Linked DNA regions of Homo sapiens: region 2 is linked to region 1. A link is an interaction called in ENCODE POLR2A ChIA-PET data of the cell type or tissue named here. Cell type or tissue: Caco-2. All regions are shown on one strand. Each heading gives the region's core, and the rest is flanking DNA. Links, peaks and the distances in the headings are about the cores only.

Evidence for each region. ChIA-PET counts read pairs that join two places held together with the same protein. Peaks named below come from ENCODE experiments on the same cell type or tissue, not always from the same donor. Only the 100,000 strongest peaks of a DNase experiment are listed, where the experiment ranks them.
Region 2: POLR2A ChIA-PET joins it to region 1 with 5 read pairs; 9 of 35 experiments call an interaction of 5 or more read pairs at or near these places.

Annotation. Positions count from the first base shown.
Region 1 is chr1:155,222,450-155,226,449 of GRCh38, reverse strand. It overlaps the pseudogene GBA1LP. Among named protein-coding and RNA genes, the nearest start is that of MTX1, 16 kb to the right of the region's middle. In Caco-2, for the core only: no CTCF peak of the experiment used is centred there; a DNase peak (open chromatin) is centred at 1,556; H3K4me3 peaks cover 115 bases.
Region 2 is chr1:155,311,396-155,316,546 of GRCh38, reverse strand. It overlaps FDPS (farnesyl diphosphate synthase), which reads right to left. Exons shown (of 11, transcript NM_002004.4): 4 at 4,152-4,292. Among named protein-coding and RNA genes, the nearest start is that of FDPS, 5.1 kb to the right of the region's middle. In Caco-2, for the core only: no CTCF peak of the experiment used is centred there; no DNase peak of the experiment used is centred there.

The sequences.
Region 1 (4,000 bases), core at 1-4,000:
TCACCTTTTACCACTATCCATCTCACTCACACTGCTCCAGCACTCTCTATGCTTTTATTTTTCTTTCTTCCTCTTTCTTTCTTTCTTTCTTTCTTTTTCTTTTTCTTTCTTTCTTTCCTTCCTTCTCTCTCTCTCTCTTTCTTTTCTTTTCTCTTTCTTTTTTTTTTTTTTGAGATGCAGTCTTGCTCTGTCACCCAGGTGGTGTGATCTTGGCTCACTGCAACCCAGAGCAGTGGGGGTGATCTTGGCTCACTGCAGCCTCCGCCTTCCAGGTTCAAGCAATTCTGCCTCAGCCTCCTGAGTAGCAGGGATTAGCGCCATCAGTCCCAGCTAATTTTTGTATTTTTAGTAGAGATTTCATCATGTTGTCCAGGCTGGTCTCGAACTCCTGACTTCAAGTGATCTGCCCATCTCAGCCTCCTAAAGTGCTGAGATTACAGGCAGGAGCCACCACACCTGGCTCAGTATTTGTTTTATTTTTGTTGTGTTTATTTATTTAGAGACAAGGTCTTGCTCTGTTGCTCAGGCTGGAGTGCTGTGGCAGGAACACAGCTCACTGCAGCCTCCACTACCTCAATTCAGGCGATCCTCCCACCTCAGCTGAGACTACAGGTGTGCATCACCATGCCTGGTTAATTTTTTCGTTTTACCATGTTGGCCAGGTTTGTCTCGAACTCTTGGGCTCTGCTGTCCTCCTACCTTAGCCTCCCAAAGTGCTAGGATTGTAGGCGTGAGCCACTGTGCCCAGCTGGTGTTCAGTATTTGAATCCATATTTCCTGTAGCCGCAACCAAAGTTCCACTGTTAGGTCTCACTTTGACTTTAATAATTGTGTTCAGGCTGGGCACACTGGCTCAAGCCTGTAATCTCAGCAGTTTGGGAGGCCGAGGTGGGTGGATCACATGAGGTCAGGTGTTTGAGACCAGCCTGTCCAACATGGCGAAACCCTGTCTCTACTAAAAATACAAAACATTCTCCGATCGTAGTGGCGGGCGCCTGTAATCCCAGCTACTTGGGAGGCTGAAGGAGGAGAATTGCTTGAACCTGGGAGGCAGAGGTTGCAGTGAGCGGAGATCACGTCATTGCACTCCAGCCTGGGCTACAGAGCGAGACTCTGTCTCAATAAGTAAATAAATAAATAAATAAATAAATAAATAAATAAATAAATAATTGTGTTCGGAGTCAGCATCATTCTTCCTGAAGTTCACCACTCCTTTGCCAAGAACACTTCCTGAAACACTGACAAGCAGGACCTTGAATAATGGGGTATGGTTGGTAACAACTCACTCATTCAACAAACATTGAGCACCTATTTTGTGCTTGCCTCTAAATGAAGAGCTGGTTGTATTATTTATTTTTTTAGGTGACAGGGCTTTCCCTATGTTGCCCAGGTTCGTCTCAAACTCCTGGGCTCAAAAGATCCTCATCTTCTCAAGTGGTTGAATATACACGCTCCAGCGACCATGCCTGGCTGAATGAAGAGCTTTGAGATTTTGAAGAAACAGGAACCATGAAATTTGCTTTGCAACTGTTTGCAACCTTTAAGGAAGACTGAAAAGGCATTCCTGAAGCATGTGAGAAGCAGTCTGTGTGACCTGATGACTCAGAACTGCTTGGAATTTAGATTAGGACAGATATGAGCTTAGGCTTCACTCTGCCACATATTTAACTTCTCTAAGTCTTAGTTTTCTTTTCTTTTTTTTTTTTTTTGAGATGGAGTCTCGCTCTGTCACCCAGGCTGGAGTGCAGTGGCACGATCTTGGCTCACTGCAAGCTCCGCCTCCCGGGTTCACGCCATCCTCCTGCCTCAGCCACCCGAGTAGCGGGGACTACAGTCGCACACCGCCACGCCTGGCTAAATTTTTGTATTTTTAGTAGAGACGGGGTTTCACCGTGTTAGCCAGGATGGTCTCGATCTCCTAACCTTGTGATCCGCCCGCTTCGGCCTCCCAAAGTGTTGGGATTACAGGTGTGAGCCATCGCGTCTGGCCTCTAAGTCTTAATTTTCTTATCTGTAATGTAGAGTTGTCAGGCTAGTGCATGTAATAAGCACTCATGAAAGACTGACTATTATCTTGCGAAAAATTGGAAGAGATCATATGAGGTACAAGGACCTTCCATCTGCACTGGGCTGTACATTGAATGTTGTGGTTACTGTTGAAGCATTGGTAAATCACATGAATCCAATGGTAAAACCACACCCTAAGGTCAGACTCAGTGGCTCACGCCTGTAATTCCAGCACTTTGGGAAACCAAGGCAAGAGGATTGCTTGAGCTCAGGAGTTCGATACCAGTCTAGGCAACCTGTTTCTATAAAAAGTTAAAAAATTAGCTTGGTGTGGTGGTGTGCACTTCTGGTCCCAGCTACTCAGGAGGCTAAGGTGGGAGGATCCCTTGAGCCCAGGTGGTCGAGGCTGCAGTGAGCCAGGATCACACCATTGCATTCCAGCCTGGATGACAGTGTGAGGCCCTGTCTTAAAAAAGACAAAAACAAACCAAAAAAACCCACACCCTAGTGGGTAAGGGGCAGCAGAGGTCCCACCCAAGAGTGAAATCATTTTTGGTGTCAGTAATCAGGGAGAGTAATATACCCTCAGGCCAGAAACTAGAGGTGAGTGATGGCTCACGCCTATAATCCCAGCACCTTGGGAGGCTGAGGCAGGTGGATTGCTTGACCTCAGGAATTCGAGACCAGCCTGGGCAACATAGGAAGACCCCATCTCTAAAAATAAATTTCAAAAATTAGTTGGGCATGGTGGCATGTACCTGTAGTCCCAGCTACTATGGAGGCTGAGGTGGGAGGATCCAATTGAGCCTGAGAGGTCAAAGCTGCAGTGAATTGTGATTGTGCCAAGACCCTGTCTCTAAAATAAAATAAAATTACAATTAAAAACTAGAGCTGAAAGGACAGGTTCTAGGTTAACTGGTAGTAGTTGTTCATTCATCTGTATAAAAAGTACTTTTTTGAGCACCTACTCTGTGCTGTGCATGGAATGAACAAATGTCTTTATTTGACTTGAACACAGACCATAGAAGTAACTAACAGTGGAACTGGGAGTGGCACTCTCCATGGGACCTAAAGACCTAGGAGCCTGTGATATGATACCTGTCAGTGTGAAAGGGCTGGAGTTTGCTATCTGAGCCAGACCTACACTCCAAGACAGGTCTTGCTGGGATGGGATCAAAATTGCTGCTGGGTCAGCCGAACTATTTTTGTACTTCTGCTTTTCACTTATATTTATGTCTTCCCTAGGTATATAGCTGTCTTTTTTTGTTTGCTTGTTTTTCTGAGTCAGAGTCTTGCTCTGTCACTCAGGCTGGAGTGCAGTGGCGCGTCTCGGCTCACTGCAACATCCACCTCGGGTTCAAACGATTCTCCTGCCTCAGATTCCCGAGTAGCTAGGATTACAGGTGCCCACCACCATGCCCGGCTAATTTTTTGTATTTTTAATAGAGATGGGGTTTAGTAGAGACAGGGTTTCACTGTGTTATCCAGGATGGTCTCCATCTCCTGACCTCGTGATCTGCCCGCCTCAGCTTCCCAAAGTGCTGGGATTACAGGCATGAGCCACTGCGCCCGGCCACTGGAGACCCCTTTTCTACCAAAAAAAATAAAAATAAATAAATAAATATATATATATATTTGTAAAGACGGAGTCTCTCTATGTTGCCCAGGCTGGTCTTGAACTCCTGGCCTCAAGGGATCCTCTTGTCTCAGCTTCTTAAAATGATGGGGTTACAGGCATGAGCCACCGTACCAGGCCTTAGCAAACTCTTTTTCAAGTGCTATACAAAGGGGACAGAGGAACGTGATTGTGGCCACCTAGTATGCCCCTATTGGCCACTGCAGTGAGGCCTAGGTGTTTGAAGAGAGGCACCTAGGGTAGTGGCTCTCAGGCACACCCTAGGGGCATTTTGGAAATTTGTGGGGCATCTTTAATAGAGACAATGATTAGGAGGCACTTTGAGAATTTAGTGGATGGAGCCCAGGAAAGGTAGAC
Region 2 (5,151 bases), core at 1,152-5,151, 89 kb before region 1:
CTCGGCCTCCCAAAGTGCTGGGATTACAGGCGTGAGCCATCGTGTCTGACCATTAAATAGCTTTTCAAGACATGGTTTGGGTTGCTTTTTTAAAGAGACAAGGGTCTTGTCATGTTGCCCAAGTTGGACTTGAACTCCTGGGCTCAAGTGATCCTCCTGTCTCAACTCTTGAGAATCTAGGGATATAGGCACACACCAGCGCACCCAGCTCAAGACATGGTTTTTATTTTCATAACTTATTTCCTTTTTTTGTTTTTCCACTTCTAGATACATACCCAGGTTTTTGTTTTTGAGATGGAGTTTCACTCTCATTGTCCAGGCTGGAGTGCAATGGCGCAATCTCGGCTCACTGCAACCTCCGCCTCCCGGGTTCACGCGATTCTCCTGCCTCAGCCTCCCAAGTAGCTGGGATTACAGGCACGTGCCATCACACCCGGCTAATTTTTGTGTTTTTAGTAGAGACAAGGTTTCACCATGTTGGTCAGGCTGGTCTCGAACTCCTGACCTCACGTGATCCATCCACCTTGGCCTCCCAAAGTGCTGGGATTTTAAGTGTGAGCCAATGCACCCGGCCCTATACCCAGGTTTTAATTTTTATTATTATTTTCTTTTGAGACAGGATCTCACTCTGTCACCCAGGCTTGAGCAGAAGACATGGTTTGTGTGTTTTTTTTTTTTTGAGATGGAGTTTCGCTCTTGTTGCCCAGGCTGGAGTGCAATAGCGCGATCTTGGCTCACTGCAACCTCCGCCTCCCGGGTTCAAGCGATTTTCCTGCCTCAGCCTCCTGAGTAGCTGGGATTATAGGCATGTGCCTCCACGCCTGGCTAATTTTTTTTTTGTTTTTTGTTTTTTGTTTTTTTTTGAGACAGAGTCTCGCTCTTGTTGCCCAGGCTGGAGTGCAGTGGCACAATCTCAGCTCACTGCAAGCTCCGCCTCCCAGGTTCACGCCATTCTCCTACCTCAGCCTCCCAAATAGCTGGGACTACAGGCGCCTGCCACCATGCCCGGCTAATATTTTTTTTGTATTCTTAGTAGAGACGGGGTTTCACCATGTTAGCCAGGATGGTCTCGATCTCCTGACTTCATGATCCGCCCGCCTCAGCCTCCCAAAGTGCTGGGATTACAGGCATGAGCCACTGCGCCCAGCCTAATTTTGTATTTTCAGTAGAGATGGGGTTTCCCCATGTTGGTCAGGCTGGTCTCGAACTCCTGACCTCAGGTGATCCACCTGCCTCAGCCTCCCAAAGTGCTGGGATTACAGGCATGAGCCACTACACTTGGCCTAGAAGACATGGTTTTTAAGACTTTATCCCATCCTAATCCTGTGTGCTGTAGTGGATCCACATTGCAAAGGAAGCATGCAACACCGCCTGCCAGAGCCCAGCATGGGCCGTGGGGAAAGGACCGTTGCAATCACTGCTGTTATAGGCAGGGTCCTCAGGGAAGGAGGCATCCATCTGCATCTTTACCTCTGACCTAAACTCAGAAGAGTAGTGTGGAGGTCCTGGGCTTTCCACATCAAAGGCACATGTTTAATTGACTCTGTGTTTATTTGGAGTAGCATGGTTTCCCTGAAGCCACCCATTCACTGCCTCTCCCAAGGGTGACTGCAAGGACAATCTTGTTTCAGCCACCACCACTCAACCATGATGGTCTCCAAGATAATTAATTCCATGGCCTCCCCAAATTTCCTCTGCCTCCTAGCACTGATTCTTAACCCCACCAGCACTTTCTATTTATTAGGGAAATTAAAAAAAAAAAAAAAACCCAGGCCAGGCACAGTGGCTCACACCTGTTATCCCAGTACTCTGGGAGGCCGAGGCAGGCAGATCACTTGAGCCCGGGAGTTCAAGACCAGCCTGGGCAACATAGTGACACTCCATCTCTACCAAAAAACTATTTAAAAAGCCGGGCGTGGTGGTAGGCACCTGTAGTCTCAGCTACTTGGGAGGCTGAGGTGGAAGGATCGCTTGAGCCCAGGAGGTCGAGGCTACAGTACACCATGATTGCACCACTACACTCAAGCCTGGGCAACAGAATGAGGCTTTGTCTCTAAAAAAAAATTTAGACCAGGCGTGGTGGCTCACGCCTGTAATCCCAACACTTTAGGAGGCCGAGATGGGCAGATCACTCGATGCCACAAGTTCAAGACCAGCCTCAGCAACATGGTGAAACCTAGTCTCTAAAAAAAAAAAGCCAAGTAGAGGCTCGCTCCTGTAGTCTCAGCTACTTGGGAGGCTGAGGCGGTGGAAGGGTGGCTTCCGCTCCAGAGGCAGAGATTGCAGTGAGCCAAGATCATGCCACTGCACTCCAGCCTGGGTAACAGAGTAAGACCCTGTATCAAAAAAAAAAAAAAATTAAAAATTTTTAAAAACTTACAGGTGAAACTAGGGTGCTGCTAGGGTTAAGAACTGATTCTAGGCCAGGTGCAGTGGCTCACACCTGTAACGCCTGTAATCCCAGCGCTTTAGGAGGGCGAGGCAGATGGATCACAAGGTCAGGAGTTCCAGACCAGCCTGACCAATATGGTGAAACCCCGTCTCTACTAAAAATACAAAAATTAGCCAGGGATGGTGGCATGTGCCTATAATCCCAGCTACTTAGGAGACTGAGGCAGGAGAATTGCTTGAACCTGGGAGGCAGAGGTTGCAGTGAGCCAAGATGGTGCCACTGCACTCCAGCCTGGGCAACAGAGAGAGACTCCATCTCAAAAAAAAAATGAACTGATTCTACCAGTTAACCACTGGCCCCTCAAGGTCTTGCTTCCCTTGGCCCCCATAGCTTTACTCCTCTGCTCTGCCCTCATCCTCCTTCCCTTCCTTCCTTGCCTGTCATCTCCATATTTTGAACCCCTCAGCCCCTCAGCATCCCTGTCATCCAGGGCCCTCTCCCTGGATGCCATGGGCCTATTACCTCCTTGGAAGCAAATCTCTATTCTCCAGACCCATCTCCCCGACAAGTTCCAGACTGGAATTTCCACCGCCCACAGGACAGGCAGATCCACCTGCTCCACCCATACCAAGAACGTACCCGGGCTGACTGTGCTCAGCACGTCTTCCCTTGAGCCAGCTGCTCCTCTCAGGCCAGGCACTCAGCATCATCGTCACTCACCAAGTTCTGAATGCTCTTCCCTTTTGGGCTCACTGCCACCCTCCTCGGGCATGGCACCCCTCCCAGAACCCAGTCCCCCTGCCACTAATGAAAGCTTTAGGCCATGCCAGCAAACTAGACACCTTCAAGACCAAGACGAACTGGTATAGAAGACAAGGGGATGTGGGGATTGGAGCAAACTAGAGAAAGCACACAGGAGAACACATGCCGTCTTGCAGAAGTTGCATCCACTCAGCTTCAGCCAATTGTTGCTATGCGGGAACATGGACCCAAATCTTACAATTTCCCAAGCCATGCTAGAAATCTAGGTTTTAGTGTGAAATCTCTTTGTTAAATTTAGGAGACTTAATTGTAAAACATTTTCAAAATACTGTCAGTGAGCTGCCAGTTTTCAATTTCTGCTTCTGAATAGCCTTTGGAAGACCTCTGTCACCTTTTTTTTTTTTTTTTTTTTTGAGATGGAGTTTCGCTGTTGTTGCCCAGGCTGGAGTGCAATGGTGCAATCTCAGCTCATCGCAACCTCTGCCTCCCAGGTTCAAGCGATTCTCCTGCCTCAGCCTCCCGAGTAGCTGGGATTACAGGCATGTGCCACCACATCCAGCTAACTTTGTATTTTGAGTAGAGATGGGGTTTCTCCATGTTGGTCAGGCTGGTCTCGAACTCCAGAACTCAGATGATCCTCCCCCTTGGCCTCCCAAAGTGCTGGGATTGCAGGTGTCAGCCACCATGCCCGGCCTCCTCTGTCACTTTTATAGCCATCCTCTGCTCAGAGGAAAGAGCTGACACCTCTCTGCCCAGTCTCGAGGCCCCAGTCCACACTGTCTACAACTATCTACAGCCATCTTCATACCTAATGCCAAAAGAGGCTCCCCACATTAGTTAACCCTTGGAGTGATTCACTCTAAATTTGGCCGTAGCACACTAGAGACAAAGAAACACAAACACAACCCAGAAATAAGTTTCAGGCCCATCCCTCCCCTTCCCACCCAAGTCACCACCATTGCAGGAAACTTCTTCTCCCTTGCCCTACCCCTCTCACCAGTTCCACACACCAGCCCACAGTCCAGGCCCGCTGGAGACTATCAGCATCCTGTTTCCTTGGCTCCACCAGCTCCCGGAATGCTACTACCACCGTCAAACCCCGGTTATACTTGCCTCCAATGGCATTGTACTCCAGGACCTGGAGGGCAAGGAAAGAGGTACAGGGTATCAGGGTCCATACAGCAGCTACTGTGAGTTTTCTCCTTGCTCTCTCCCATTTCCAACCACCACCTAACTTTATCCTCCCCAACCCCAACTCCTCTTCAAGGAGCCTCTGGAATTGCTACTGTCTTTACTCCTTCCCCAAATTTCTGGAGCAAAGCTAGAAGAGGTCCCAGTACCCAGGCACATTCTTTCTGCATGGTCTACCCTAGTAAATTTATTTTTTGTTTTTATTTATTTATTTATTTATTTATTTTTTTGAGATGAATTCTCTCTCTGTTACCCAGGCTGGAGTGCAGTGGCACGATCTTGGCTCACTGCAACCTCTGTCTCCGGGTTCATGAAATTCTCCTGGCTCAGCCTCTCGAGTAGCTGGGATTACAGGTGCCCACCACCATGCCCATCTAATTTTTGTATTTTTAGTAGAGACAGAGTTTCACCATGTTGGCTAGGCTGGTTTCGAACTACTGACCTCAAGTCATCCACCCGCCTTGGCCTCCCAATAAATTTAAAACCTCCATAGTGCAGATTAAATGCTGCTCCCAAACCCAGAACAGGGCTTGAACCCACGGAAAACTCAGTACATGCTATAGGGATGACTGGCTTGTTCAGGTCCCTCCCCAGTTTCCTTCCCCATCCCCACCTCTCCTAGACTTCCCCTTCACAACCCATCCCTACTTTTCCAGCCACCTCTGCCTACCAGGGTTCAACCCTCCTGCAAATGAAAAGCCTCCTTCATTATATTAAAACAAAGCCTCTCCAAAGTCAGCCAGAAGACAGCTTACAGGGGACCCACGCTGTGGGATCCATCTCCCACTCCTCCAGTAGTGTCTCCT